2 separate regions of the Homo sapiens genome follow, and region 2 is linked to region 1. A link is a loop called in an ENCODE intact Hi-C map of the cell type or tissue named here. Cell type or tissue: psoas muscle. All regions are shown on one strand. Each heading gives the region's core, and the rest is flanking DNA. Links, peaks and the distances in the headings are about the cores only. Region 1 holds the start of LOC105371790 (a long non-coding RNA gene). Region 2 has its middle 12 kb from the start of UBTF.

The links. A loop is a pair of places that touch in the nucleus more often than their neighbours do. Peaks named below come from ENCODE experiments on the same cell type or tissue, not always from the same donor. Only the 100,000 strongest peaks of a DNase experiment are listed, where the experiment ranks them.
Region 2: it touches region 1 in a loop (6-fold over the local background); 19 of 110 quality-filtered maps call a loop at or near these places.

What each region holds. Positions count from the first base shown.
Region 1 is chr17:44,271,568-44,287,664 of GRCh38, forward strand. LOC105371790 (a long non-coding RNA gene) reads right to left here and starts at 4,114. Exons shown (of 4, transcript XR_934778.4): 1 at 3,848-4,114; 2 at 3,684-3,745; 3 at 2,711-2,828; 4 at 2,468-2,611. RefSeq lists an enhancer at 8,617-9,287 and a cis regulatory region at 10,027-10,320. In psoas muscle, for the core only: no CTCF peak of the experiment used is centred there; a DNase peak (open chromatin) is centred at 8,334; H3K27ac peaks cover 1,093 bases.
Region 2 is chr17:44,223,955-44,240,051 of GRCh38, forward strand. It overlaps the pseudogene SHC1P2. Among named protein-coding and RNA genes, the nearest start is that of UBTF, 12 kb to the left of the region's middle. RefSeq lists silencers at 11,193-11,393, 11,693-11,893 and an enhancer at 13,797-14,428. In psoas muscle, for the core only: no CTCF peak of the experiment used is centred there; no DNase peak of the experiment used is centred there.

The sequences.
Region 1 (16,097 bases), core at 4,286-12,285:
AAGTGCAGTGGCGTGATCTCGGCTCACTGCAACCTCCACCTCCCCGGCTCAAGTAATCCTCCTACCTCAGCCTCCTGAGTAGCGGGGACTACAGGCGCACACCACTACACCCAGCGAGTTTCGTATTTTTTGTAGACAGGGTCTTGTTATGTTGCCCAGGCTGGTCTCAAACTCCTGGCCTCAAGTGATCTTCCCACCTCGGCCTCCCAAAGTGCTGGGATATCAGGTGTGAGCCACTGCACCTGGCCTTACTTTCTCATTTTCAATCATCCTGGATGCAGTCAGCCCTCAAGTGAGAAGTGAGGACTGGGTAGTGGCCTTAGAAGGGCCAGCTGCTTTCTCTATCTTACTCTAAGGAGTAGAAGCTGAGACTAGGTAGGACGGGGGTTCGATGATGGTTAAGGGAACTGTCTCTTGCAATGGGATTGGCAATGAGGTGTCAGCTTGGCCTGTGACTGCTGAGGGCAGACCCATTCCATGTGAGCAGACCCTTACATCTTTTCTTCCATGCTCAGCCGGTAATTCTCAGCTGCTATCCTGAAGTCCTCAGCAAAGCTTGCTGGACTGGATCACCTGCCTCTGTTACCCCATGCGGATGGAGGGGAGGGTCTGAGACCATGTTTGGGGCAGAGCAGGCCATGGTTTGCGGTGGCAGCTAAGGTGAGTGGACATCCAGATGGCACGGGGGAGCACCTGAAGGGAGGTGTGGTGGCTGGAGCCAGGAGGCTGGAGGAGGGGACGTGGTCTGGCCAAGGTGGCCTGGAGGGACCTATGTACATTGCTCGGTGAAGATACGGCTTTCTGTGCCCTCATAGACTAGGGACTCAGACCCCTGGGATTTTGCATTAAAGGGAAGTGTCCCACGGCTGGGACATGTGGGCTGTAGAGGACCTCCTCGGGTTGGAAGCCCTGTGTGATCTTGAGCTGACCACACCCTCTCTCTGGACTTCCTTTTCCTCTCTGGACTGTTGTGACCACATGGGATGACAGGTGGGAAAGAGCTTGAAAATAGTCTTCTCTAGATGCAGGCAAGGGGCTGAGTAGTGAACGGGAGAAGGAGCCACGGGGCTCGTGTATCAGGCAGCCTGAGCCAAGGCAGCAGGGCAGGGACCACGCAGCGATAGGAGTTCATGTCCAGCAGGGAGTGTATACAAACCTCAGAGGGAGGATAAGGGATGTAAACAAGGGATGGGCCCGGAGGGACAAGTAATGCGGGAAGTGTGAGGTCCCCAGGGAGACCATGCTGGTGGAGGGCCCAGAGTTGTGAGGTGCAGCCCTGAGCAGTCTGGGGGTGGATGGAAGTGGGGCAGGGTGCACACACGTTAGGAATGGACCAGTCATCATTATCACCTGGTGAGGGAGTGGGGAGGTGCGGGGAATCAGGCGGGAGAGCTGGGGGATGGGGCTGGAACTGGAAAGGCTCTCAGAGCTGAGCCAGTCCAGTCCCCCTACCCTCAGAACCCTGTGCCCCGTGACCCTCATCACCAGCACCCTCGGCTGGGCCCTGGGGAGTCCTGGGAGGAAGGCGGTTTCTACTGTCTAGGGGCAGCCAGGCCAGATCTGTGCAAAAATAACTCACCCTGAGCATCCTTCCAGAGATACACGCTGGGAGTTCTGCAGGGTCCCCTGAGAGCTGAGGAGGAGGAAGAGGGGAAGTGGGAGTTCCAGCAGGACTTTGAAGGATGGGGGCGGTTTCTCCAAATGGGAGGAGGAGGGAGGTCAAAGGGCAGGTTTGGGCCAGTGTGATGGCTCAGGCCTGTAATCGGCACTTTGGGAGGCCAAGGTGGGAGAATTCCTTGAAGCCAGGAGTTCTCAAGACCAGCCTGAGCAACATAGCAAGACACCATCTCTACAAAAAGTAAAAAAAAAAAAAGTTACCTTTTTAGCCAAGTGTGGTGACACAGGCCTGTAGCCCTAGCTACCTGGGAGGCTGAGATGGGAAGATCGCTTGAGTCCAGGAGTTCAAGACTGCAGTGAGCTATGATGGCACCACTGCACTCCTGCCTGAGTGAGTGAGACCCTGTCTCTAATAAAGAAAATAAATAACTATTTTGGTGGCTCACACCTGTAATCTCAGCACTTTGGGAGGCTGAGGCAAGCAGATCACTTGAGGTCAGGAGATCGAGAGCAGCCTGGCCAACAAGGTGAAACCCTGTTTCTACTAAAAACACAAACATTTGCTGAGTGTGGTGGCGCATGCCTGTAATCCCAACTCCTCAGAGGGCTGAGGCATGACAATCACTTGAGCCCAGGAGGCGGAGCCCAGGTTGCAGTGAGCTGAGATCCTACCACGCACTCCAGCCTGTAAAACAGAGGAAGACCCTATCTCAAAAAATAATAATAAATAAATTCAATAATTTAAAAAACAAAAACAAGGGCAGGTTTGGAGAGCTGTGGGGTCAGCTTGGCTCTGCAGAGAGTTCAGTGTGCGGGGGTGTCCTGGGAGGAGGATCTGCTTGAGGGGCTCAAGGCAGGCTGTGAGCTCTCTGAGTCTTGACACTCACCTTTCTCTGAATGTTCTCTGTTCTCTTGGCTTCTGGATCTTTCCATGCACTGTTCCCTTGTCCTGAGATGCCTTTCCTTTCCAAACTTGCTGGACCAAAGCTTTGACCTTCAAGGTTCATTGTTTGCATTCCCAGCTCTGTGAATTCCTTCTCTCCCGCCAACCTTCCAACCCCTGGAGATTGACAGGTCCCAGCCCAGCACCTACCTGTGTCATTGCCTCTCTGCTCCCTACTGAGATGGTCCATGGTCCTGTGTGTCTCCTCCACAGATCATGTTCCCAAGGACAAGGACCCTCACTCAGGTCCTTAAACCTGACCAGGGCTCTGCCGGTAGTTGATAGTTTATATGAGTTTGTTGACTTGAATGAAATCAATACAAAAATCCGTCCCTTTGCCGGGTGCAGTGGCACATGCCTGTAATTCCAGCACTTTGGGAGGCTGAGGCAGGAGGATCACTTGAGACCGAGAGTTTGAGACCAACCTGGGCAACACAGTGAAACCCTGTCTCTATTAAAAAAAATTCTGTCCCTTACCCCACTGCCAAAAGTATAGGTGAAAAAACTAATATTTGGGCTGGATGCAGTGGCTCATGCCTATAATCCCCGCACTTTGGGAGGTCAAGGCGGGCAGATCACTTGAGGTCAGGAGTTCGAGACCAGCATAGTCAACATGGTGAAACCCTATCTCCACTAAAAATACAAAAATTAGCCAGGCATGGTGGCACACATCTGTAATCCCAGCTACTCGAGAAGCTGAGGCACGAGAATTGCTTGAACCTGAGCGGTGGAGGTTGCAGTGAACCAAGATAGTGCCACTGCCCTCCAGCCTGGGTGACAGGGCAAGACCATGCCTCAAAAAGAAAAGAAAACTAATATTTGAGAAAGGTCAAACAAGTGATACATTAACAGTCTTATTTTATTCGAATCCTTTCCCTAAACACAAGCAAGCAAAGAAACAAACCCTGAGCCTCCTCCAGTCCTCTCCATCCACTTGGTTCCTCAAATCCCCAAACCCAGTTGCTTCCTTGACTCTTAATTTTCCCTCACTCCCAATCCCCACTTCCAATAACAGCTCATTCTACTGGATCTAGCTTCATGCTTCTATCCTCTTCTCCCCATCTCCACTGCCCACCCGCCGGGCCCCTCATCATGCTCCTCCGTCACCCCAGGAGTCTCTCACCTGGCCTCCTGGCTTCACTTAGGCCCCCTACAATGCGGTTGCCACACAGCAGTCAGAGTGACCTTTTAGAAACATAAATCAGAGGATATCATCCTGAGTGTAAAATCCTTTGTGACTTCCCCACACCCATTCCCTACTCCGGGCAACTCCTGCCCTCTGCTCACCTCCTCTGTTCCTCGAAAGCACGAGTGCCATCCTGTCGGGATGCTCCTCCCTGATCTCCCCATGGCTGGCTCCTTCTCACCAGGCAAGTCTCAGGTCAAATATTACCCCTGCAAAAGGCCTTCTAAGGCCTTCTTTCATCACCCAATTGGACAAAAACCCCAGCCACTCTCGCTGTGGCAAAGAAAATCAAGACAGACTGTGTGCGAGAGAAAACTCAAAATTTTAGTGGCTTAAGCAAGATAGAAGTTTATTTCTTGGCTGGGCGCGGTGGCTCACACCTGCAATCCCAGCACTTTGGGAGGCCAAGGCAGGCGGATCACTTGAGGTCAGGAGTTTGAGACCAGCTTGGGCAACATAGCAAGACCCTGTCTCTATTTTTTTTGTTGTTTTTTTTGAGACAGAGTCTTGCTCTGCAGGTAGGAGGAAGGGGTAAAGAGGAATGTGTCCCCTTTCTTTATTTTATTATTTTTTGAGATGGAGTTTTGCTCTTGTTGCCCAGGCTGGAGTGCAATGGCGCCATCTTGGCTCACTGCAACCTCTGCCTCCCAATTCAAACGATTCTCCTGCCTCAGCCTCCCAAGTAGCTGGGACTACAGCCATGCGCCTCCATGCCCAGCTAATTTTGTATTTTTTTTTTTTTTTTTGAGACGGAGTCTCGCTCTGTTGCCCAGGCTGGAGTGCAGTGGCATGATATCAGCTCACTGCAACCTCTGCCTCCTGGGTTCAAGCGATTCTCCTGCCTCAGCTTCCTAAGTAGCTGGAACCACAGGCTACACACCACCGTGCCTGGCTAATTTTTGTATTTTTAGTAGAGACGGGGTTTCACCGTGTTGGCCAGGCTGGTCTCCAACTCCTGACCCCATGATCCACCTGCCTCGGCCTCCCAAAGTGCTGGGATTACAGGCGTGAGCCACTGCACCCAGCCTAATTTTATATTTTTAGTAGAGGTGGGGTTTCTCCATGTTGGTCAGGCTGGTCTCGAACTCCCGACCTCAGGTGTTCTGCCCACCTCGACCTCCCAAAGTGCTGGGATTACAGGCGTGAGCCACTGCACCCAGCCTGTGTCCCCTTTCTTTAAGGGTATTTCCCAGAGGTTGCTTCTGCTTACATCCCATTGGCCCAGACTCAGTTCCATGGCTACATTTAGCTTCAAGGGAGCCTAGGAAATGTAGCTTTTATTCTGGGAAGTCCTGTGTTCTATTACACTGGAAGAAGAGGAGAATGGAAATTAGAAGGCCCCTAGCAATCTCAGCCAGAATCATATCATCATATCACCTACTAAATTATCTTTTCCCTATCAGCTGATGCTTTCTTTTCTTTTCTTTTTCTTTCTTTCCTTCTTTCTTTCTTTCTTTCTTTCTTTCTTTCTTTCTTTCTTTCTTTCTTTCTTTCTTTCTTTCTTTCTTTCTTTCTTTTTTTTTTTTGAGACAGAGTCTTGTTCTGTCACCCAGGCTGGAGTGCAGTGGCACAATCTCGGCTCACTGCAACCTTCATCTCCCAGGTTCAAGTGATTCTCCTGCCTCAGCCTCCTGAGTAGCTGGGACTACAGGCAGCCCCCACCACACCTGGCTAATTTTTGTATTTTTAGTAGAGACGGGGTTTCACCATATTAGCCAGGCTGGTCTCGAACTCCTGATCTTGTGATCCACCTGCCTCGGCCTCCCAAAGTGCTAGGATTACAGGCATGAGCCACCGTGCCCGGCTGACAGTTTCTTATTTAATTATTTGTTTATTATGATCTATTGCTGCCTCTAGAACATAAGCTTCATGGGGGCAGGTCCTTTGCCATCCTTGTCTGTAGTCATGTCGCCAGTGCCTAGGCACAGAGCCTGGCAAAGGCGGGCTCTACATTTTTACTGAATGAATGATTGAACGACTCCCCACAATAATGATTTGAGAATGCATTCTCGTTCCCATCTTAACAAGTGGGGAAAATGAGACTCAGAGAAATTAAATAACTTGCCTAAGGACAGTTGGCAGTAGGGCCAAGATTTGAACCTTGCTCTCTGTGGCTCCAGCACTCTTTCAACTCTTTCCACTTCACATGCTGGCTCCCCTGATGTCTCAGCTGCACCCTGGATCAAGTTAGATGCCAGGAAACATGGCTGGGTGCGGTGGCTCATGCCTGTAATTCCCAGCACTTTGGGAGGCTGAGGCAGCAGGATTCCTTGAGCTCAGGAGTTCGAGACCAACCTGGACAACATAGGGAGACCCCCATCTCTATTAAAAAAAAAAAAAAAAGAAAAGAAAAGAAGGCAGGAGGCAATCACCTGGAATCTCTTAGTGCAATTTCCCCGGGAAATTCCACCCCAAGTTCTCACTAATATCATTCCTATAGCCTCTAATGGGATCAACATAATACCTTCCTGCAAATCAATGGGTGAGGATGTCACACAGAATCCATGAAATCAATCCTGCTGGAAGTAAGTACCGGATACTGTCTGAAACTCCAGATGAACTGATAGGTTTCTTTATTTCAGACAGAGAAGGGCCATCTAAGTCATCAGGTTTCCCTTTTTACCTTGGCTGCTAGGAAACTTCGAGTTTTAAGTAAGCACCCAGAACGCAGAGGCAGCCTCAACCTCAGGTAAAGTGCTGTAATGAACAGAATGTATGTGATTTGGAACCAGGGAGCCTAAACTTGAGTCTCAGCCAATGCTCCTGTGAGCAAGACATTCAAACTTCTCTGGACCTTAGAACCGAGGTGATAAACACGTAACTCCTCCGTCCCAGGGCTGTTAAGAGGGTTAAGTGAGCTAATGTATTGGCAAGCTCTCCAGAAATGATTTGATGCTGCATAATGGTCAGACTGTGTCACATGCAGTCACAGGGTACAGTCAGCTCACAGGGGCTGAGCTGTAGCTTCTCATGTCCCAGGAATTATTAAACAAGAGAATGAAGTGGTCAGGGAAGGCTTCAAGGAAGAGACACCTTGAAGGATGGGTGGAACCCTCTGATGGAGAAAATTTGACAGCGTCATTCCTGTACCCTGTAGTGCTGACCTCCCAGGTCACCTCTAATTCCCATCCTGGCCTGCATCTTCCCATCCTTTTAGGTACCCTCTAACCATTACTAATCCCACTGTCTAGTCTCTGTCCCCAGGGGTGAAAATCAGCCCACGGGTGGATAGAGCTGCCCTCAGATGGCTCACAAGTTTCCAGAGACCCAGGGGTTCAAAATGACCAAGTCAACCAGCAGTTACTATTCCTTTATTCGTTCAACACCTGCTCACACGGTCGGGCATGGTGGCTCATGCCTGTAATCCCAGCCCAGCACTTTGGGAGGCCCCGGCGGGTGGATTGCTTGAGCCCAGGAGTTTAAGACCAGATTGGGCAACATGGTGAAACCCCATTTCTACAAAAAAATATAAAAATTAGCCAGGTGGGGTGGTGCATGCCTGTAGTCCCAGCTACTAAGGAGGCTGAGGCAGGAGGATCGCCTGGGCCCAGGAGGTCTAGGGTGCAGTGAGCCATGATCATGCCACTGCACTCTGGCCTGGGTGACAGAGCAAGACCTTGTCTCAAAACAAAAACAAAAACACCAGCTCACACAAGGGTCATCAAAGAGTGTTTAGATGCTTGAGGGGATGGATACCCCATTCTCCATGATGTGCTTATTTCACATTGCATGCCTGTGTCAAAACACCTCATGTACCCCTTACATGTACCCCATAAATATATACAATTACTATGTACCCACAAAAATTAAAATAAAAAAAAGGAGGCTAGACGCAGTGACTCATGCCTGTAATCCCAGCATTTTTGGAGGCTAAGGCGAGTGGATCACCTGAGGTCAGGAGCTTGAGACCAGCATGGCTAACATCGCAAAATCCTGTCTCTACTAAAATACAAAAATTAGCTAGGCTCGGTGGCAGGCACCTGCAATCCCAGCTACTCGGGAGACTGAGGCAGGAGAATCGCTTAAACCTGGGAGGCAGAGGTTGCGGTGAGCCAAGGTTGCACCATTGCACTGCAGCCTGGGCGATGAGAGTGAAACTCCATCTCAAAAAAATAAAAATAAAATAAAAAATAAATAAGGAGAGTTTAGTCTTGGAAAAAGCCCCAGCCCAGGATGAGAGGCTGAAATCTGGGCTCTCCCCAACTAGCAACATCTGACCCTCAACTTCCTCATCCATACAAAAGACTTAATCACACATCACAAAGACCATCCTCAATAAGGGGTGCTGTCTTTACTGTCAGCCTGTACTCAATCTTCCTAAAACTTGAAGAAAGTAGGGTACAGAGAGGTGAAGTAAATTCCCCGAGGTCACACAGCTCATAAGCAGCAGAGCTGGATTGGGACTGGGGATTCACACACTGAAACTTGGGATGGGGGTAGGGAGGGGAAACTCTCCAGGAAATGGCTCTTCTCAGTCGGTGAGATTTTGAGGTCAAACCAGCTGGAGGGAGCCAGGCTCTGGCGGGGCAGCAGCAGACCGGAAACCACAGCCGACTAAGACTGACCTTGGCCTGTAGGGCTGGCTGGGTAGGGCGGGGACGGCCTTGGTTCCCAGCCCTGATTCACTACGTCATTGAAGTCGGTGGCTGAAGACCTCAGCTCTGTCTACTCAGGCTTAGGTGGCCGGGACGCAGGCCTGGCGTAGGGGGGCGCCTGGAAGGGCCTGCATGCAGGTGCAGAGAACCTGCAGGGCGTGAGACCCGCGTAGGGAGAGTACCTATCCTATGTCTGGGGGGAATCTATGCTGGGGAGCCCTGTGGAGGAGGACCTATGGCCGGCGGCCCCCTCTTCCTTCCCCTGACCCTGCACTCCTGGCTCCCTCCCACTTCTGACCCTTCCAGCTGTTCCATGTGGCCTCAGGATAAAGTTCAAGTTCCTCCTTCTGACCTGGCCCCTGCTGTGAACTTGCTCTCCGTCCCCAGCCTGCCCTACTGGTCCTGTCTCTGCGCACTCCCTTAGCTTCATTCACTTTAAAATTGAGCTCAGGCCTCTCTGCAGTCCAGCTTCCACTCCTTCTTCGACTTGGACCTGGCGTGGACGACTGGCCTTCCTCTCCTCTCTCCTGAAGCCCGTCGGACCTCCGCCATGCATGCCTCCCCTTCTGCTAGGTCCTGAGGACCCACCTGTGACTCAGTCACCCTCTGCTTTCAGGGCAGCAGGCACACAGTGGCTCAGAACAAAGGGTGATGGAGGCTGACTGCCTGTGGTCACTGCTGGGGAAGCTGCCTCTGCACTGCCCCAGCCCCGACCAAGGCGTGACCCTTTGAAATACCCGGAACCACAGAACAACCTCCTCTGCTGTGGGGTAAAGGTAGAGGTCGAGGGTCAGCCCCAGGCAGCATCCCAGGTGCCATCAGAGGGCCCCTGATGCTTGGAGCCAGGGTAGGGAGGCGCTGTGTCTAGAAGGGTGCACTTGGGCTCCCCTGGACAACACTGGCTGTGTGAAAGGAACCCCAGCATTAAGGAGGGGTTCCCCCACCCCTGCTATGCACTTTATTTAAAGCCAACCAAACACTGTTAAAATATGAATCACGGGCCAGTTGCAGTGGCTCACACCTGTAATCCTAGCACTTTGGGAGGCTGAGGTGGGCAGGTCACTTGAAGTCGGGAGTTCGAAACCAGCCTGGCCAACATGGTGAAACCCAGTCTTTACTAAAAATACAAAAAAATTAGCCGGGCGTGGTGGCACACACCTGTAATCCCAGCTACTCTGGAGGCTGAGGCAGGAGAATTGCTTAAACCCAGGAGGCGGAAATTACAGTGAGCTGAGATGGCACCACTGCACTCCAGCCTGGGCGGCAGAGCAAGAGTCCGTCTGAAAATAAATAAATAAATAAATAAATAAATAAATAAAAAGAATCACTGCAGCTGTGAATCCACATTAACCCAAAACAGCAGCAAGTAACTGGACCACCCATACTCCTGGCTAGGCCTGGGCTGGACAATGGAAGGGGGAGCAGGGGGGTGGGTGGAGGTAAAGGGAAAGTCTCTCTTGCATCTGTGCCCAATATGCCTGCGTGTCCTAGGGTATGTCTGTATGACAAGGCAGCGGCTGGTGTACCCAAGGGGGTGAGGATGGCATTGTGGGCGATCAGCTCCCATCTTCCCTCTGGCTTGCCCCTGTCTTTTTTCCCCTACAAATCCCCTGGTTCCTGGTGCCTCTCGATGGCTGACCCAACCTTCCTCAGGGCAGGTAGCTCCTCTTCTCAGTCCTGGCCTCCCATCCAAGCCCATGAGGGCCCCTTCCTTGCTGGAAAAACTCTGTCTGTGTTAGTCCTGGAGGAGGGAACAGATAGTTCCCCCAGAAAAGGGCCAAGCCTCCCTTGGGGAGCAGCTCCAGCCCTTCTTGGTCTGTCCTATCTGCTAAGCCAGATGTTTGGGGCCTCCACCTGACAGCTGATGGCAGGGTCTGTCACAGGGCCAGGGCTATGGGTGTGTCCCCCACTGTGTGTGTTTGGCAGGGCAGGTAGGGGAGCAGTTAAGCCAATGGCTTTGAGAGGGTCTGGTGTCTTACTAGTTGTGCGACCTTGAATAAGTTCCCAGAGGTCTCTAAAGTCAAGTTCTTCATCCTTATGGCCAGGCATAGTGGCTCACGCCTGTAATCCCAGCACTTTGGGAGACCAAGGTGGGTGGATCACCTGAGGTCAGGAGTTCGAGACCAGCCTGGCCAACATGGTGAAACCCCATCTCTACTAAAAATACAAAAAATTAGCTGGGTGTGGTGGCAGCTGCCTGTAAACCTAGCTACTTGAGAGATTGAGGCAGGAGAATCGCTTGAACCTGGGAGGCAGAGGTTGCAATGAGCTGAGATCTCGCAACTGCACTCCAGCCTGGGCGACAGAGAGAGACTCCGTCTCAAAAAAAAAAAAAAACAGTTCTTCATCTTTAACACCCAGCCTCCTAGAGAGGTTGTGCTGATAGGAAGACGTTGCACAGGCAGCCCTTAGCACAGCTCCATGCACACAGTTGAGTTTGATAAATAGTAGCGATCACTTTTAGGAGAAAACCCCAGTGGGCATGGGGGCTGCTGTGGGAGTCTTCCCTGTGCTGGGCCCTGAGACCAGGGGCCTCTGCCACCTTCAGAATGCTCCAGGCAGGGCGTTAGATGCCCAAAGGCCTGGCTGATGGAGCAAAAACTCTCTGGGCCCCAAACCCCTGGCCCTGGCTTCTCCTCCTTTGTGGACTTTCCCAAGTAGGGGACTTGAGAAGCCCACCCCTAATCCCAGCAGGAAGGTTGAGCTCTGGGGAGACCTCACAGGGAAAACCCCAGAAATGTCTATTCCTCCTCTGTGCCTCAGTCTCCCTGTGTGGTGGGAAGTCAAGCGGACCCTAGATGACTCCACTCAGACTCAGCTGTCCCTCTGAGAGCCTGGAGAAGGACAGGGAGCCCCCAAGTCCAAGCTCCCCCTCCTCTGGCTCCTTGTTTCTTTCTTTTTGTTTTTAGTGACAGGGTCTGGCTCTGTCACCCAGGCTGGAGTGCAGTGGTGCGATCACAGCTCACTGCGGCCTCGAACTCCTGGGCTCAAGCGATCCTCCCATCTCAGCCTGCCAAGTAGCTGGGACTACAGCCACACACCACCATGCTGGGCTAATTGTTGTTGTTGAGACCGGGTCTCCCAATATTGCATCAGCTGGTCTGAAACTCATGGACTCAAGTGATCCTCTCACTTTGGCCTCCCAAAGTGCTGGGATTACAAGAGTGAGCCACCACTCCCCAGCTCCTCTTGTTTTTTTTAGGTTTTTTTTTTTTTTTTTTGAGACGGAGTCTCACTCTGTCACCCAGGCTGGAGTGCAGTGGTACGTTCTCGCTCACTGCAACCTCTGCCTCCTGGGCTCAAGTGATTCTCCTGCCTCAACCTCCCAAGTAGCTTGGATTACAGGCATGTGCCATGATGCCTGGCTAATTTTTTGTATGTTTGGTAGAGAAGGGTTTTTGCCATGTTGTCCCGGCTGGTCTCGAACTCCTGACCTCAAGTGATCCACCTGCTTAGGCTTCCCAAAGTGCTGGAATTACAGGTGTGAGCCCCCGCGCCCTGCCACCTCTTGTTTCTTTTTGAACAGACTGTGGAGCAGCCAGTCAGGACCCAGAGCCACAGGCCTGTCCCTGCACTGGTTAATTTCAACTGGCTCTGGGCCCGTGGTGTTGAAGGGGCCCTGGGTGGGGTTGGGTGGGGAGTAGAGACTGGTGTCTATGGGGCCCAGGCTTCTATCTCAGAACCCAGCGCTGTCAGCTGAGAGACTTGGGAGGGGCCAACATTAACCCATCTTGCTTTGGAGGAAACATACTGGTTCCGATATCAGCCGTGGGGTGGGGCGCGGTTTCCAGTCTGTGCCTCAGTTTATTCTTTGGAAATAGGAAGAATGGAGTTTCCTAGCCTCCACTTTGAGAAGATGGGGGAAGTTGGTTCATTTATTCATTCAGGTAGTCAATCTACAAACATTTATTTTGAACCCACTCTGCACCACCCATGTGTCAGGCACTGTGCTAGGCACCTGGGATACAGAAGTTTGAAACCAAAGCTGAGGGACCTGGAAGCCTCCAAGCCTAGGGGAGAGTAAACACACCTAATCCTGGGTCTGTGCAGAGAGAAGCAGCAGCCCAGAGCCTGTAGGAGCCATTCATGCACCAAGTTACACATCATTTTGGCCAGCAAACCCCAGGAATTAGTATGGATTTCCTCCTGTGATTTAGCAGAGAGGTAAACATGCTGGAAGCCTGTAGCAGGTGTGTCAATGATGAAATGAGCCGGCGGTTTGGTGGCTCCTGCCATTCCTTCTTCATCTCAGTCAGGAAGGCCTGGAGGGTAGATGCCATGAAGGACTGCCAGTAGCTGTGACGTATAAATACCTCTGTCTTCTGCCTCATCTGCCCAGCAGGCCCTGGATTTGCAGGACCTCACCATGGGGGTGTTTGCTCACACCAGGACTCTTCGCCACTGGAGGCCACTGACCACACTAAATGTGGCCCCACATCCAGATTTTAATCTCTAATACTTTTCCACTCAAAGGAAATAAGATTCTTAGGATGATAATGGATTCTCTGTCTTGGGGTGTGAAAAAGAAAGTCAGGTCCTGGTGCAGTGACTCATGCCTATAATCCCAGCACTTTGGGAGGCTGAGGTGGGAGGACTGCTTGAGCCTAGGAGGTCGAGACCAGCTGAGCAACATAGTGAGACACTGTCTCTACAAAAAATTTAAAAATCAGCTGGGCTTGGCCGGGCGCAGTGGCTCAAGCCTATAATTTCAGTACTCTGGGAGGCCGAGGTGGGGGGATCACGAGGTCAAGAGATCAAGACCATCTTGGCCAACGTGGTGAAACCCCGTCTCTACTAAAAATACAAAAATTAGCTGGGCGTGGTGGCACGCACCTGTAGTCCCAGCTACTCGGGAGGCTGAGGCAGGAGAATCACTTGAACCTGGGAGGTGGAGGTTGCAGTGAGCTGAGATCACACCACTGCACTCCAGCCTGGCGATAGAGCAAGACTTTGTCTCCAAAAAAAAAAAATTAGCTGGGCATGATGGTGTGTGGCTGTAGTCTCAGCTACTTGGAAGGCAGAGAGCAGAGGATCTCTTGAGCCTGGGAGGTTGAGGCTGAAGTGAGCCGTGATTGCGCCAGTGCACTCCAGCCTGGGCAACAGAGTGAGACCCTGTCTCAAGACAAAAAACAGAAAATCAGCATGTGACTTGAAAATCTGGTTGATCCCAGGAAGCAAGAAAACTTTCAAGGATGTCAGAGGCAGTGCTGAGAAGCCCATTGCTGGTAGTCTGAGCATCAGCAAGACAGAGAATTAGGCTAACCTGAGATAAACCAGGAAAGCATCAGGGCTACACAGACAGGAGGGCTCGAGGGTCAAAACATGCTTGTAATCATGGACAGGCCTCTGCGGGATCAGCGGGATGGGGGGATGGGGCATGAGATGAAGGCAAAAAGCAAGCAAGGACAGAAGAGACACCTCTACTTTAAAGAGAGTTTGGGTCCAGGTACAGTGTCTCACGCCTGTAATCCCAGCACTTTGAGAGGCCAAGGTGGGCGAATCACTTGAGGTCAGGGGTTCGAGAACAGCCTGGCCAACACAGCGAAAACCCATCTCTGAAAAATATAAAAATAAGCTGGTGTGTCCCGGCATGGTGGCTCACGCCTGTAATCCCAGCACTTTGGGAGGCTGAGGCAGGCAGATCATGAGGTCAAGCAATTGAGACCATCCTGGCCAACAAGTGAAACCGCGTCTGTACTAGAAATACAAAAATTAGCTGGCTGTGGTGGCTTGTATCTGTAGTCCCAGATATTCGGGAGGCTGAGGCAGGAGAATCGCTTGAACCCAGGAGGCGGAGATTGCAGTGAGTCTAGATCGCACCACTGCACTCCAGCCTGGCGACAGAGGGAGATCCTGTCTCAAAATAAAATTAAATTAAATCAAAAATAAAGAGAGTTTGGAAGTTTACCATCACAAAGAAACCCTCAGTTTGCCAGATAACCAGATTTAGTATGTTTCAAATAATTTGATTGGTGTATGCTTTGTCAATTGTTTAGGGTGGCCAGGTGCTGTGGCTTATGCCTGTAATCCCAACACTTTGGGAGGCCGAGACGGGAGGATCACTTGAGCCCAGGAATTTGAGACCAGCCTGGCCAACATGGCAAAACCCCATCTCTACAAAAAATACAAAATATTAGCTTGGCATGGTGGCATGCACCTGTGGTCCCAGCTACCAGGGAAGCTGAGGTGGGAGAATTGCTTGAGCCTGGGGAGGTCGAGGCTGCAGTGAGCCATGATTGTGCCACTGCACTCCCACCTGGGTGACAGAGTGAGGCCCTGTCCCCAAAAAAAAAAAAAAAAAAATTGTTGGGCGGGTGCAGTGGCTCACGCCTGTAATCCCAGCACTTTGGGAGGCCGAGGTGGGTGGATCGCCTGAGGTCAGGGGTTCGAGACCAACCTGGCCAACATGGTGGAACCCCATCTCTACTAAAAATACAAAAATTAGCTGGGTGTGGTGGCAGGTGCCTGTAATCCCAGCTACTCATGCCTCAGCCTCCTGAGTAGCTGGGATTACAAGATTACAGGCAGAAGAATCGCTTGAACCCTAGAGGCAGAGGTTGCAGTGAGCCGAGATCGCACCACTGCACTCTGGCCTGGGCGATAGAGTGAGACCCTGTCTCAAACAAACAAACAAACAAACAAAAAACCGGGCATGGTGGCTCATGCCTGTAATCTCAGCATTTTGGGAAGCTGAGGTGGGCACATTACAAGGTCAAGAGTTCAAGACCAGCCTGGCCAACATGGTGAAACCCCCGTCTCTACTAAGAATACAAAAATTAGCCGGGCATGGTGGCACATGCAGGTAATCCCAGATGCTCGGGAGGCTGAGGCAGGAGAATCGCTTTAACCTGGGAGGCAGAGGTTGCAGTGAGCCGAGATCATACCACTGCACTCCAGCCTGGGCAACAGATTGAGACTCCGTCTCAGAAAAAAAAAAAAACTGTTTAAGGCGTTTAAAGTGTTCAGATAAATCATCCATAATTTCATTACGGTGTGTAATTGAAGCAGAGTCTCCAGGGCCCATGGGACCGAGTTAAAAATCCCAATGCTAACATTCACCAGCTGTGTGACCTTGGGCAAGTCACTTCACCTCTCAGGGCTTCAGTTTCCTCAGCTGCAAAGTGGGAACCAGATGATAATAATTGAATGTCCTTCATGGGGCTGTTGTGAGAATTAAATGAAGAATACGTTCAAAGCACTTCAAACAGTGCTTGATGCATAGTAAATGCACGATAGTATTTTAATTTTCATTGTTTAGGTAATTCATGTTTTTTAAATATAAACATGAGTACTTTTATTTATTATTATTTTTTGAGACAAAGTCTCAGTCTGTCACCCAAGCTGGAGTGCAGTGGCACAATCTCAGCTCACTGCAACGTCTACCTCCCGGGTTCAAGTGATTCTCATGCCTCAGCCTCCTGAGTAGCTGGGATTACAGGTGTGCACCACCACACCTGGTTAATTTTTGTATTCTTAGTAGAGACAGGGTTTCACCATGTTGGCCAGGCTGGTCTCAAACTCCTGACCTCAAGTGATCTGCCCGCCTCAGCCTCCCAAAGTGCTAGGATTACAGGTGTGAAGCACTGTGGCCGGTCTAGGTAATTCATGTTTAATATGTTAGGAAAAATTTAATTTGTCGAACTCCTAAGTGTTAACTTTTGCTTAGGTGAATATTAAAGAGATGTTGATTGTTTAAAGAGATATCGATTATTTGATAAACCCATTAGCTTAATAAACTGCACATGAAACCAAGTTT
Region 2 (16,097 bases), core at 5,419-13,418, 46 kb before region 1:
TAACCCCAGCCCAGGCTGGTGACAAAGCGGGATCCTAGCTACACAATTTCCACTTGGCCTCAGTATTTCCCCAGGTTGCCAGCATCCAAGCACCAGCTTATATAAAACCCCCAGAGTGCCTGGAATGCGTTAACCAAAGTGTGGTACTTAAATTACCAGTCTACAGGGAGTAATTTTAGATGGTATACCAATATTTTCAGATTTATGTATTTTAATGCATATTGGAAATGTTCTGTTTTTAAATTTTTATTTAAGATGGTATAAAGACACACGTTTTTGGGCCAAGAATGTTATTGTCCCTTGTTACTTTTTTTTTTTTTTTCCTTGGGACGGAGTTTCACTCTTATTGACCAGGCTGGAGTGCAATGGCGCGATCTTGGCTCACCGCAACCTCCACCTCCTGGGTTCAAGCGATTCTCCTGCCTCAGCCTCCCAAGTAGCTGGGATTACAGGCATGCACCACCACGCCCAGCTAATTTTGTAATTTTAGTAGAGATGGGGTTTCTCCACGTTGGTCAGGCTGGTCTCGAACTCCCAACCTCAGGTGATCCGCCCACCTTGGCCTCCCAAAGTGCTGAGATTACAGGCGTGAGCCACTGCGCCCGGCCTGTCCCTTGTTATTTTTTTATTGCTGTGTAAGTCAGAGATAGTAAAGTACACATACTTTAAGTATACAACTTTTTTTTTTGAGACGGAGCTTTGCTCTTGTCACCCAGACTGGAGTGCAATGGCACGATCTTGGCTCACTGCAACCTCCACCTCCCTGGTTCAAGCAATTCTGCCTCAGCCTCCCGAGTAGCTGGGATTACAGGCATGCGCCACCACGACCAGCTAATTTTTTTGTATTTTTATTTATTTATTTTTTGAGATTGAGTCTAGCTCTGTTGCCCAGGCTGGAGTGCAGTGGCACGATTTCAGCTCACTGCAACCTCCGCCTCCAGGTTTCAGGCGATTCTCCTGCCTCAGCCTCCTGAGTAGCTGGGATTACAAGCGCCCACGACAATGCCCAGCTAATTTTTGTATTTTCAATAAAGACGGGGTTTCGCCATGTTGGCCAGGCTGGTCGCGAACTCCTCACCTCAGGTGATCTGCCTGCGTCAGCCTCCTAAAGTGCTGATTACAGGCAGGAGCCACCCAACCCAGCATAAGTATACAGCTTGATGAACTTTTAGGTATGTATATTTAGTATCATATTACATATGTGTATACCATGTAACCAGCACCCAGATCAAAATATCAAATATTTCTAGCATTTAGCAAGTTTTTTTTTTTTTTTTTTTTTTTTGAGGTGGAGTCTCACTCTGTCACCTAGGCTGGAGTGCAGTGACACGGTCTTGGCTCACTGCCAGCTCTGCCTCCCGGGTTCGTGTCATTCTCCTGCCTCAGCCTCCTGAGTAGCTGGGACTACAGGTGCCCGCCACCATGCCCGGCTAATTTTTTTTTTAATTTTAATTTTTAGTAGAGACGGGGTTTCACCGTGTTAGCCAGGATGGTCTCGATCTCCTGACCTCGTGATCCACCTGCCTCAGTCTCCCAAAGTGCTGGGATTACAGGCGTGAACCACCGCACCTGGCGCATTTAGCAGGTTTACTCAGTATTCCCCTCCAAGTATCATCAATGTTCTGAGGTTCTGAGCTCTATCACCATAGACAAGTTTTACCTGTTCTTGTAGTATTTCCATTGTATAAATATACCACAATTTATCCATTCTACATTTATTTATTTATTTTAAGGTGAAGTCTTGCTATGTTGCCCTAGCTGGTCTTGAACTCTTGAACTCCTGTTTTTTTTTTTGTTTTTTGTTTTGTTTTTTTGAGACGGAGTTTCACTCTTGTTGCCCAGGCTGGAGTGTAATGGCACGATCTCGGCTCACTGCAACCTCTGCCTCCCGGGTTCAAGTGATTTCCGCCTCAGCCTCCCGAGTAGCTGGGATTACAGGCATGAGCCACCACACTTGGCTAATTTTGTATTTTTAGTAGAGACGGGGTTTCTCCATGTTGGTCAGGCTGGTCTCGAACTCCCGACCTCAGGTGATCCGCCCACCTCAGCCTCTCAAAGTGCTGGGATTACAGGCTTGAGCCACTGTGCCCAGTCTTGTTTTTTTCTTGAGACAGAGTCTTGCTCTGTCACCCAAGCTGGAGTACAGTGGTGTGAACTCGGCTCACTGCAACCTCTGCCTCCCAGGCTCAAGCGCTTCTCGTGCCTCAGCCTCCCAAGTAGCTGGGACTACAGGCCTGCACCACTACTCCTGGCCACCTTTTTGTATTTTTAGTAGAGACTGGGTTTCACCATGTTGCCCAGGCTGGTCTTGAACTCCTGACCTCAAATGATCTACCTACCTTGGCCTCCCAAAATGCTGCCTCCATCTCCCAAACTGCTAGGATTACAGGTGTGAGCCACCGCACCTGGCCATAAGTTCAAATTAATTAAAATTAAATAAAATGGAAAATTCAGTTCCTCAGTCACATTTACCATATATCCATGGCCCTATGTGTCTAGTGGCTACATTATTGGATACTAGAGATATAGAACATTTCCTAGGCTGGCGCGGTGGTTCACGCCTGTAATCCCAGCACTTTGGGAGGCCGAGGTGGGTGGATCACCTGAGATCAGGAGTTCGAGATCAGCCTGGCCAACATGGTGAAACCCTATCTGTACTAAAAATACAAAAATTAGCCTGGCGTGGTGGCAAGCACCTGTAATCTCAGTTACTCGGCAGGCTGAGGCAAGAGAATCACTTGAACCTGGGAGGCGGAGCTTGCAGTGAGCGGAGATCCCACCACTGTACTCTAGCCTGGGTGACAGAGCAAGACTCTTCTCAAAAAAAAAAAAAAAAAAGAAAACAATAGAGTGTGGTGATTTGGGGTACATGGTGTGAGGGGATGGCAGGATATGAAGGAAAGGGCAATTGAGTAGAGCTCTTAGAGGTAAAACTCACAAAAATATAGGGCCCCATCTGACCTAGTCCACCTGCAATTTTTATTTTTTATTTATTTATTTTTTATGTTTAGAAGAAATACGGACTTTAATGAAGAGTTTTCCTTTTGCTACAAGTGAGACCCGGGGAAACATCCCAACAACGACAAAAGGAGGCCAGGATGGAAACAGCCCACTCTCTCTTATCCACAAGGCCTAAAGAGAAAGCCCGGCTTGCTGTCGTGTGTCCACTCCGGGCCTAGGCAGGGCTGCGCCTGTAAAAGGTACTCAGGAACTGCAGGTTTTGCATTTCCCCTTTGTGAAACTAACATGCATTTGGGCAAACTTCTGCCTCCCAGTCTCGTGGTAAGAGGCCCAAGTTTTTCTAGTCCTAGGTGGAAATCAGTTTCATCTGCCTCAGGTCTCTGGTATAAATAATAATGCTGCTGATCCCAGTTACCTCACAGGCCTGGGCAACGAAAATGCCAAGAGCTGCAAAAGGTCTTGGAAAATTCAAAAAGGTGATGTATAAATTTAATAATTGATTATCATTTTGTGCTCAAGAATAAGCCATGGAAAACAAAATTAGGAAAGTAAGTCTATATCCCTAAAATATATGCATATAAAATTTTAAAAGAATGCAGTTCCAACTCTGCAGATAGTATTCAGGGATGGTCTACTGCTTTAGAGTCTCAATGCCCCTTTTCCCACCTCCACAAAATCCACCTGGGAGAGTTTACTGTACACGAAGCCCAAATTCAGTCACCCCCCACCCCTCCTCTCCCAGAAAGGGAGGCAGGGCAGAGGCTCCAGGAGGAAGGGCTACATTTTGGCTATAGAGTACAATAGGCATGCATCATGGGAGGGCAGGGTTTATGAAATGGATTGAGGGGCTCTGGCCAGGAGGCACTGAGCAAGGGACAGGTCCATCTTCCCCCTGGCTGGGAGGGGGGCTCTGGGACAATCTCTAAGGGTTGCATATCCCCAGGGAGAGGGGATATATGCCATTCTTGTCTCTATTCTCCCAACCCAAACCAGAGAGGGTGCTGAGCAAGGAGAAAACAGGGTCTCAGAAGCCAAGAAGGTGTCGGCATCACTGTCATTGAATTCAGGGACCCATGAACTCTTTTTTTTTTTTTTTTTGAGATGGAATCTCACTCTGTCGTCCAGGCGGGAGTGTAGTGGTACAATCTTGGCTCACTGCAACCTCCACCTCCCGGGTTCAAGCGATTCTCCTGCCTCAGCCTCCTTAGTAACTAGGATTATAGGTGCATGCCACTACACCCAGCTAATTTTGTACTTTTAGTAGAGACGGGTTTTCGCCATGTTGGCCAGACTGGTCTTGAACTCCTGACCTCAAGTGATCCATCCGCCTCGGCCTCCCAAAGTGCTGGGATTACAGGTGTGAGCCACCACATCTGGCACGAACTCTTTGCATAAAATATCTTCAGACCTAGGAGGTGGTCAAAGGCACAAAGTTTAAACATGGGGTGGGGGTTGTGGAGAGGTGTCTGGGGTACCCTGAAGCTCAGAGGTGTGATTTGTTCCCCCTTGCCCAGAAGGGTGACTGCTCCACTGGGCCTATCACCACAGGACATTTTCCATGACAAGCACTCACCTTCTTGGGGAAGGGACATCGGGTTGGCACAGGAAAGGCGTAGGTAAGGGGCCACTCTGTCCATTAATACTTCGGGTGATTAATGTTTGGGGAGAAGCAAGATTCTCCCCCAGGCTTCTGACTCAAACTCTCTCACTTAGCTGGATACTAAACCCAGTGTCCACACTACCCTCAGCTCTGACACAAGGCCAAACCCACAGAACACTCCCAAATGAGGTCCCGAGAGTTAGGGAATAGGGTGGAATCTTCTGGAAGAGGGCGCTGGGGCAGATCACAGTTTCCACTTCACAGGTTGCTGTAGATACAGTTCACTGCCCACAGAGATGATAGGCCAGTGATTGTCCATGTGGTAGCTGATGAGGTGACTGACACTCTCTTTTTTTTTTTGAGACGGAGTCTCGCTCTGTTGCCCAGGCTGGAGTACAGTGGCGTGATCTCGGCTCACTGCAAGCTCCGCCTCCTGGGTTCACACTATTCTCCTGCCTCAGCCTCCTGAGTAGGGACTACGGGCGCCTGCCACCACGCCCAGCTAATTTTTTGTATTTTTAGTAGAGACCGGGTTTCACCGTATTAGCCAGGATGGTCTCGATCTCCTGACCTTGTGATCTGCCTGGCTTGGTCTCCCAAAGTGCTGGGATTGACACTCTCAAAGCAGTGATCCTTTGTCCAAACCAGTCCTTCAGGGTCCACCAATAGCAGGTGCTTAGGCAGCCCACTCTGCAAGCCAGTAAGCACATACTGGCCTTGGTCATGCTCTCCCGCACCAGGAAGTCGCCATGGAGCTGCAGCAATGCCTCAGCCTCTCGCTGGCTCAGCTTCCCGTGGAACCAGGGCTCCCCTTGGAGCTGCTCAGCCATGGAAACCACTGGGGAGGGGGAGGCACCCAAAGAGCATCTTTAAAGGGCTTCATGTCAAAGAGGTCCCAGGGTGCACTGCGATTGATGGCAGGATGGGGGGGCCTAGCACCACCTTCTGCTTGCCGGGCCTTGTCTAGGTTCTGGACGTTGATATAGGGATCATTGAAGAGCTCTCTGCCTGCTGGACAGGGTGGTGGAGGTGGCATCTGTTTGCGGACTTCTGGATCTCCCCCAGCAGGCTATCCCACAGGCAGTGTAGCTCCCAAGTGGCTGGGGGTCCAGACACTGGGTGGAGTGGGTCAAGCAGCCTCTGAAGTGGCTCCTTCCCGAAGCCTCATGTCTACCAACTCCCCAAGAGAAGGTTCCTTCCCAGGGACGTCATTATAGTACTAATGGTCAGGTGGCTCTTCCTCCTCCTCATCCCAAGCTGATCCATCAAAGCCAGCCATCCTGTCTTGGGGGTGAGCAGTTGGGGTGGGTTCGTGAGGTATTGTTTGAAGCACAACTCGAAGGCCTGGCCAATGGTGCTAATGACATCCTGGGAGGGCCTTTGGGACACTCCAGAATGTGGCAGGCTCTCTGATTCACAGGGTCTTTGGCAACGTAGGCAACATCCTCAGCTGTGTCCTGTTTGCAGTCTGCGGCCATGAGGTTGAGGCTGCTGGTGGAGACGGTGAGAGTGATTGGCATTCCAGCAAATTTCAGGTTACTCCTTCCCAGGATAGAGCTGAGCAGGCAGCTACAGGGCTTTCTCTTCCTTGTCACCCCCTTCACACCCAGCACAGCATCACACACCAGACTGATGGCCTGCCTCCCTGCGTGACCTGAGTTGGGTGTTGAAGTCGAGGGCACGCATTGATTGCAGGACCTCCATATAGCCCATGGAAGTGAGCCTGGGCCATTAGCATCCTCTGCTACAACAGCTGTGGATTGGAGCTAGCAAAGTGAGGACAGGAAGGAAGTGGTCCCAGCGGACATAGAGCAGGGCCAAGAGGAAGAGCAAAGCAGGGCCTCATGGAGTCTCCGCACCGCACCACAGGCCGATTTGATTCCAGATCACACCACTGCCTGCTTAGGTCACCACTCCAACTTTCTCCCCTGGCTCTGCCTCCCTAGAGAAACTTTATTACGCTCACTTCCCGCCTCACTAACCCCTGACCCTCTCCCCCTGCAGTTTTTAACTTTCTGAGTTGCTCACATTGAGCCTACAGCAATTTGTCAATTACACTTCAGGTTTTTCTACCCTGGCACTGGTTCCTGTGGAGGTTACTGCTTGTGAGTTTCTGCTCCCATCAACTGTGATTCTCAGGCTGGGCGTGGTGGCTTATGCCTGTAATCCCAGCACTTTGGGAGGCTGAGGCAGGAGTATTGCTTGAGCCCAGTAGTTCAAGACCAGCCTGGACAACATAGGGAGACCCCATCTCTACCAAAAATTGAAAAATTAGCTGGGTGTGGTGGCTCGTGCTTGTAGTCCCAACTATTAGAGAGGCTGAGATGGAAGAATCGCTTGAGCCCAGGTATTTGAGGCTGCAGTGAGCTATCATTTTGCCACTGTACGCCAGACAGAGCAAGAGCCTGTCGAAGAAAAAAAGAAATTGTGATTTTATCTGACTGTCTCACCAATTTAGGGCATAGCAATTTGCTGTGTGACCCCACTTCTCTGATGGATCTAAGAAGGGTTGATTTTTCAGTTTGTTCAGCTTTTTACTTGTTTGAATGTAGAGGTGATTTCCAAGCTCTTTACATGTTAGACTGGAAACTCTTCTTCCTGTTTTTTTTTTTTTTTTTTTTAAGAGATGAAGTCTTGCTATGTTGCCCAGGCTGATCTTGAACCCCTGGGCTTATAATCCCAACTCCAAAGTGTTGGGATTATAGGCGTGAGCCACCTTGCCCAGTTGAAATCCTCTATTTCGTTTTGAGTGAATTTGGCTGTTTGTGTCTTTCACTCTGTTTAAAAAACTATATATGGGTTGGGTGTGGTAGCGCATGCCTATAATCCCAGCACTTTGGAAGGCCAAAGCAACGGGATTGCTTGAGCCCAGGAGTTTGAGACCAGTCTGGGCAACATAGCAAGACCCTCTCTCTACAAAAAAATACAAAAATTAGCCGGGTATAGTGCCCTCATGCCTGTGATCCCAGCTACTCAGGAGGCTGAGGCAGGAGGATCACTGGAACCCAGGAGGTTGAGGCTGCAGTGAGCCATGATTGCTCCACTGCACTCCAGCGTGGATGACAGAGTGAGACCCTGTCTCAAAAGAAAAGAAAAAAGAAAAAAAATTCCCACACAGCACAGATGATAGGATTTTTTTTATCCTGACGTATAGGAACTTTATTTTACTTTTAAATTTATTTAATTAATTATTATTATTATTTTTTGAGGTGGAGTTTTGCTCTTGTTGCCCAGGCTGGAGTGTAGTAGCGCGATCTCAGCTCATTGCAACCTCTGCCTCCCAGGCTCAAGCAATTCTCCTGCCTCAGCCTCCCAAGTAGCTGGGCGCACCACCACGGCCAGCTAATTTTTGTAGTTTTAGTAGAAACAGGGTCTCACCATGTTGGCCAGGCTGGTCTCAAACTCCTGGCCTCAAGCGATCCGCCTGCCTCAGCCTCCCAAAGTGCTGGGATTACAGGAGTGAGCCACCGCGCCCTGCCAATAGGAATTTTACCATTTCGTTTAAGTTGTCAAATGTATGGGTATTTATGTTTGTAGTATTCCTTTGTTATTCTTTTAATGTTTTTAGGGTCTGTAGTGATGTCTTCCATTTCTGTTATTTATAATTTGTGTCTCTTCTCTGTTTTTCTTGGTCAGTCTGACCAAAGGTTTATAAATTTTACTCATTTTTTTTCAGAGAACTAGCTTTTCGTTTCATTGATTTCCTCTACTGTTTGTTCTTAATTTCATTGATTTTTTTTTTTTTTTTTGAGTGACTCACTCAGTTACCCAGGCTGGAGTGCAGTGGTGCTATCTCGGCTCACTGCAAACTCTGTCTCTCAGGTTCAAGCGGCTGTGCCATCTCAGCCTCCCGAGTAGCCAGGACGATAGGTGTGCACCACCATGCCCGGCTAATTTTTGTATTTTTATTAGAGATGGGGTTTCACCATGTTGGCCGGGCTGGTCTCGAACTCCTGACCTCAAGTGACCCACCTGTCTTGGCCTCCCAAAGTGCTGGGATTACAGACCTGAGCCACCAAGCCTGGCCAATTTCATTGATTTCTATTCTATCTTTATTATTTCCTTCCTTTTGTCTGCTTTGGGTTTAATTTGCTCATTTTTTCTAGTTTCTTATAGCAGGAGTTTAGGTTATTGATTTGAGATATTTCTTATTTTCTTTTTCTTTCTTTCTTTCTTTCTTTCTTTTTTTTTTTTTTTTTTTGAGATGGAGTCTCACTCTGTTGACCTCAAATGATCCGCCTGCCTTAGCCTCCCAAAGTGCTGAGATTACAGGCGTGAGCCTGCTCGCCTGGCCTCTTATTTTTTAATCTAGGTATTTAATGCTCTGTTTCCCCCTAAGCACTACTTCATTGCATCTCACAAATTTTGATATGTTTTCATCCTCCTTTAGTTCAAAATATTTCTCAATTTCACTTATGACTTTAGCTTTGGTCTATGGGTTATTTAGAAGTGCATTGTTTTACTTTCCAAATACTTAGGGATTTGTGGCCTGGCGCTGTGGCTCATGCCTGTAATCCCAACACTTTGGGAGGCCAAGGCGAGCAGATCATTTGAGGTCAGGAGTTTGAGAGCAGCCTGGCCAACATGGTAAAACCCCGTTGTCTCTATTAAAAATACAAAAATTAGCTGGTCATAGTGGCACACACCTGTAATCCCAGCTACTTGGGAGGCTGAGGCAGGAGAATTGCTTGAACCCGGGAGGCGGAGGTTGCAGTGAGCCGAGATCGCGCCACTGTACTCCAGCCTGGGCGACAGAGAGAGACTCTATCTCAAAACAAACAGAAACAAATATTTAGGGATTTGCTAGATGTCTTTCTGTTATTGATTTATAATTTAATAATGTTATGAACATAGGCTATGTTTTCTGTGATTTCCATTCCTTTAAATTTGTTAAGGTTTGTGTTTGTGGCCCAGAATGTTGTCTATTTTAAGGTGAATGATCCATGGGCATTTGAAAAGAATATGTATTCTGCTGTAGTTGGGTGGAGTGTACCCTAAAGATAAATTAGGTCAAGTTGGTTGCTGGTGCTATTTAGGTGTTCTATATCCTTCATGATTTTCTGTCCACTAGTTCTATCAATTATTGAGAGAGTAGTGGTAGTTCCTGCCATAATGGTAGATTTATCTGTTTCTCCTTTCAGTTCCATTAGTTTTAACTTCATGTATTTTGAAGTTTTGTTTAAAAAATTATATAAGGGCCAGATGGAATGACTCATGCCTATAATCCCAGCACTCTGGGAGGTCGAGGTGGGAGGATCGCTTGGGCCCAGGAGTTTGAGACCAGCCTACGCAACATAGGAAGACCTTGTCTCTACAAAATTTTATTTTTTAATTGGCTGGGTGTGGTGGTGGGTGCCTGTCGTCCTAGCTACTCCAGAGGCTGAGGTAGGAGGATTACTGGAGCCTGGGGGGTTGAGGCTGCAGTGAGCCATGATTGAGCCACTGTACTCCAGCCTAGGCGACAGAGCGGGACGCTGTCTAAAATTTAAAAAAAATAAAATGCACACACATATATAGACATGCTCTATTTTAAAATATATGTAAGGTAGGCTTGGCGCAGTGGCTCACGCCTGTAATCCCAGCACTTTGGGAGCCTGAGATGGGTGAAATCACTTGAGTCCAAGAGTTCGAGACCAGCCTGGGCAACATGATGAAACCCTACCTCTACCAAAAATACAAAAAATTAGCTGGATGTACTGAAACATGCCTGTAGTCCCAGCTACTAGGGAGGCTGAGGTGGGAAAATCACTTGAGCCCAGGAGGTGGAGGTTGCAGTGAGCCAAGATCGTGCCACTGCACTCCAGCCTGGGAGACAGAGCGAGACCCTGTCTCAAAAAAAAAAAAAAAAAAGGAAAAATATATATGTAAATTAGTGTTCACATATAATAAATCTGGAGGAATATACTCTAAATTATTAACAGTCATTACTGGAGGTTTTTTTGTTTTTTGTTTTGTGTTTTTAGAAACAGCCTCCCACTCTGTCTTACTCTGCTGGAGAGCAGTGGTACCATCATAGCTCACTGCAGCCTCAAAGTCCTGGGCTCAAGTGATCCTCCCACCTTAGCCTCTCGAGTAGCTGGGACTACAGGTGAACACCACCACACCTGGCTAATTTTTAAATTTTTAGTAGACACAAAGTCTCACCATGTTGCCCAGGCTGGTCTTGAACTCCTGACCTCAAGTGATCCTCCTGCCTCGGCCTCCCAAACTGCTGGGATTACAGGCATGCGCCACCACACTTGGCCAAATTACTGGAGATTTTTATTCTGTATGTTAAATCATTCTGTAATTTAAGTGTTTTATACATGTATTATTTTTGAAATCTGAAAATACAAAGATATGTTTTAATGGAAGTAGAGAGATGATTTGATGTGTGTGAGTGTGCATGTGTCCCCCAGCCTGAAAAGCATTTTCTGGTCCATCTTGGGAAAAAGTCAGCTGAGCACTCCTGCTGGGCCCTCAGGCCATAACCCACACCTCCTGCTTCTGCTTCCTCACCCAGCCCTTCCTTCCTTACCTCCTGTCAGCTGGCTCTGGGCCCAGGTACATGGGAAAGAAAACCTTCTGAGGTCACCATGTGGTCTGCCAACCCAGCAGGCTTTCCATGATGTCACTTCACTTTGCTGAGCAAATTTCACCCATTTCTCTTCAGGCTACTTCTCAGATATATTCCATTTCATAGACTCTATTCCTTCAAGATATTCCACCTCTCTCATCACTGGGACAGTTACTGCTTGTCCCTCAGGAGTCAGATCAAATGTCTCTCCCTCCAAGAAGCCCTGCCTTACTCCAGCTCCCTCTGCTCCTGCCACTCCCTGCACAATACTAGTGTTTTCTTTTGTTTTGTTTTTGAGACAAGGTCTCACTCTGTCACCCAGGCTGGAGTGCAGTGGCGCGATCACGGCTCACTGAAGCCTTGACCTCCTGGGCTCAAGTGATCCTCCCACTGCAGCCTCTGGAATACTGAGACTATAGGCGCTTGCCACCACGCCTGGCCACAATTTTTTTTTTTTTTTGAGACAGGGTTTTGCCACATTGCCCAGGCTGGTCTCAAACTCCTGGGCTCAAGGCATCTGCCCACCTCAGCCCCTCCCAAGGTGCTGGGATTACAGGCGTGAGCACCATGGCCAGCCAGTGCTCACTCTTGCTGAACGTCGGGCCCCATGCTGACTGCAGGTCCTATGATAGCATGGGCTATGTCAGCCCGCCTCTGCTACTGACTCACTGACATGCACAGATTCCCAGTTTGCCTCCTTACAGCGAATTCCTCCTGTATGAATTCACTTCCAGGTGAATCACTTTAATCATGTCACTTCCCAGCCCAAGAACCTGCAAGACTCCCTAATGCCTCCTGAATCAAGTCCAAACCCTTCTGGGCAGTTAGGGTTCTTCAAACTTGACCTTGCTTTTTCCATCTTATATGAACCTCTTCTAGAAGGACTCACCTCTGCAGTCAAGACTTCCCTGTGCTGTCGATACACCATTCCCACCTCCCTGCCCTTGGCCAAACCACTCCCCTACCTACCTGGAAGGTACCCCACCCTCCATTCTCCCTGACCCTTGAGAACAAATTGAATTCCTTTCTTTTTGAGACGGAGTTTTGCTCTTGTCGCCCAGGCTGGAGCGCACTGGCACCATCTCATCTCGGCTCACTGCAACCTCCACCTCCCGGGTTCAAGCAATTGTCCTGCCTCAGCCTCCCAAGTAGCTGGGATTACAGGTGCACGCCCCCACACCCGGCTATTTTTTGTATATTTAGTAGAGACAGGGTTTCACCATGTTGGCCAGACTGGTCTCAAACTCCTGACCTCAGGTGATCCGCCCACCTCAGCCTCCCAAAGTGCTGGGATTACAGATGTGAGCCACCGTGCATGCCCCCAACTTGAATTCTATCCAGTGTCCAAAGTCTAGTTCCTCTTCTCCACAAGCATTCTGTCTCTGGACTTCATAAGCTTGATGGCATAGAGGTGTAGAAGGACACCAGGCTCTTGGTCAAACAGCCGTGCATCTGAATCCTACCCTGCCTCTTAGAAGCCGTATGAGCTAGGGTGAGTTCCTTATCTTCTCTGTGCTTCAGTTTCCTTATCAGTAAGATGGGGCTAAAGCCGACCTCACAGGGTTATTGTGAGGAGGAAAAGAGTAAGAACACGGAAAGCACCTGGAACTGTGCCTAGCACATAGTATGTGCTCAATAAATACTGAAAGCTACTTCTTCAGCCCATTCTGCTCTCTGCCCTCTCAATTTCCACAGCTCATGTCCCTGCAGCCTGCCAGCCCTGGGTCACATCCTGTCACACAGCCCTAGAACTGTTCCATATGGTCAGCAAAACTGAGAACCCAGACCCCTCATATACAAAGAGACAGAAACAAACCTCTCAAATATGACACACCTTGTTAGCAGTGATCAGAGGAGAAAAGGGTTTATTACCCAGTCCCGGAGTGACACCATCCCCCACCCAACAACTCTCAACAACTTGATAGGGCCCAAAGAGGGAAGGGGCCTAGAAGACTGAGAGCAAAAGAGAAAGGTGAGGCTGGCCAGGCACAGTGGCTCATGCCTGTAATCCCAGCACTTTGGGAGGTCCAGGCGGGCAGATCACCTGAGGTCAGGAGTTTGCCAGCCTGGCCAACATGGTGAAACTGTATCTCTACTAAAAATACGAGAATTAAACTGGCATGGTGGCGGGCGCCTGTATTCCCAGCTACTTGGGAGGCTGAGGTAGGAGAATCGCTTGAACCCGGAAGGTGGAGGTTGCGGTGAGCCGAGACCCTGCCACCATGCTGTTGCACTCCAGCCTGGGTGACAAGAGCCAAACTCCATCTCAAAAAAAAAAACAAAAAAAACGAGAAAGGTGAGACCTTTAAGAGATGATAGGAGCCCCTCTCCCTCTCCCTCTCCCTCTCCCTCCTCTCCCTCTCCCTCTCTTTCCACGGTCTCCCTCTCATGCCGAGCCGAAGCTGGACTGTGCTGCTGCCATCTCGGCTCACTGCAACCTCCCTGCCTGATTCTCCTGCCTCAGCCTGCCGAGTGCCTGCGATCGCAGGCGCGCGCCGCCACGCCTGACGGGTTTTCGTATTTTTTTGGTGGAGACGGGGTTTCGCTGTGTTGGCCGGGCTGGTCTCCAGCTCCTAACCGCGAGTGATCCGCCAGCCTCGGCCTCCCGAGGTGCCGGGATTGCAGACGGAGTCTCGTTAACTCAGTGCTCAACGGTGCCCAGGCTGGAGTGCAGTGGCGTGATCTCGGCTACAACCTCCACCTCCCAGCCGCCTGCCTTGGCCCCCCAAAGTGCCGAGATTGCAGCCTCTGCCCGGCCGCTACCCCGTCTGGGAAGTGAGGAGCGTCTCTGCCTGGCCGCGCATAGTCTGGGATGTGAGGAGCCCCTCTGCCTGGCTGCCCAGTCTGGAAAGTGAGGAGAGTCTCTTCCCGGCCACCATCCCATCTAGGAAGTGAGGAGCGTCTCTGCCCGGCCGCCCATCCTCTGAGATGTGGGGAGCGCCTCTGCCCCGCCGCCCCGTCTGGGATGTGAGGAGCACCTCGGCCCGGCCGCGACCCCGTCTGGGAGGTGAGGAGCGTCTCTGCCCGGCCACCCCGTCTGAGAAGTGAGGAGACCCTCCACCTGGCAACTGCCCCATCTGAGAAGTGAGGAGCTCCTCCGCCCGGCTGCCACCCCGTCTGGGAAGTGAGGAGCGTCTCCGCCCGGCAGCCACCCCGTCCGGAAGGGAGGTGGGGGTCAGCCCCCGCCAGGCCAGCCGCCCCGTCCGGGAGGGAGGTGGGGGGTCAGCCCCCCACCCGGCCAGCCACCCCGTCCGGGAGGTGAGGGCGCCTCTGCCCGGCCGCCCCTACTGGGAAGTGAGGAGCCCCTCTGCTCGGCCAGCCGCCCCATCCGGGAGGGAGGTGGGGGAGTCAGCCCCCCGCCCGGCCAGCCGCCCCGTCCGGGAGGGAGGTGGGGGGGTCAGCCCCCCGCCCGGCCAGCCGCCCCGTCCGGGAGGGAGGTGGGGGGGTCAGCCCCCCGCCCAGCCAGCCGCCCCGTCCGGGAGGTGAGGGGCGCCTCTGCCCGGCCGCCCCTACTGGGAAGCGAGGAGCCCCTCTGCCCGGCCAGCCGCCCCGTCCGGGAGGGAGGTGAGGGGATCAGCCCCCCGCCCAGCCAGCCGCCCTGTCTGGGAGGTGAGGGGCGCCTCTGCCCGGCCGCCCCTACTGGGAAGTGAGGAGCCCCTCTGCCCGGCCAGCCGCCACGTCCGGGAGGGAGGTGGGGGGGGGTCAGCCCCCCCGCCTGGCCAGCCGCCCCGTCCGGGAGGGAGGTGGGGGGGTCAGCCCCCCGCCCGGCCAGCCACCCCGTCCGGGAGGGAGGTGGGGGGGTCAGCCCCCCGCCCGGCCAGCCGCCCCGTCTGGGAGGGAGGTGGGGGGGTCAGCCCCCCGCCAGGCGAGACGCCTCGTCCGGGAGGGAGGTGGGGGGTCAGCCCCCTGCCCGGCCAGCCGCCCCGTCCGGGAGGTGAGGGGCGCCTCTGCCCGGCCGCCCCTACTGGGAAGTGAGGAGCCCCTCTGCCCGGCCACCACCCCGTCTGGGAGGTGTACCCAACAGCTCATTGAGAACGGGCCATGATGACAATGGCGGTTTTGTGGAATAGAAAAGGGGGAAAGGTGGGGAAAAGATTGAGAAATCGGATAGTTGCTGTGTCTGTGTAGAAAGAAGTAGACATGGGAGACTTTTCATTTTGTTCTGTACTAAGAAAAATTCTTCTGCCTTGGGATCCTGTTGATCTATGACCTTACCCCCAACCCTGTGCTCTCTGAAACATGTGCTGTGTCCACTCAGGGTTAAATGGATTAAGGGCGGTGCAAGATGTGCTTTGTTAAACAGATGCTTGAAGGCAGCATGCTCGTTAAGAGTCATCACCACTCCCTAATCTCAAGTACCCAGGGACACACACACTCTGCCTAGGAAAACCAGAGACCTTTGTTCACTTGTTTATCTGCTGACCTTCCCTCCACTATTGTCCTATGACCCTGCCAAATCCCCCTCTGCGAGAAACACCCAAGAATGATCAATAAAAAATAAATAAATAAATAAATAAATAAATAAATAAAAAGAGATGATAGGAGCCGGGTGTGGTGGCTCACGGCTATAATCCCAGCACTTTGGGAGGCCGAGGCAGGCGGATCACAAGGTCAGGAGTTCCAGGCCAGCCTGGCCAATATGGTGAAACCCCGTCTCTACTAAAAATACAAAAATTAGCTGGGCGTGGTGGTGGGCACCTGTAGTCCCAGCTACTCAGGAGGCTGAAGCAGGAGAATTGCTTGAACCCAGGAGGCGGAGATTGCAGTGAGCTGAGATAGCGCCACTGCACTCCAGCCTGGGCGACAGAGCGAGAGATGATAGGGATCTTGAGGGCCGCCCTCATGAATGGATTAATTCATTCATAATTAATGGTTAGAGGGGAACTGATAGCTTTATAAGAAGATAAACCTGAATTAGCATGTTAGCAAGCGCAGTCCCCTGACCATGTGATGTGATGCCCTGCATGGCCACAGGGCACC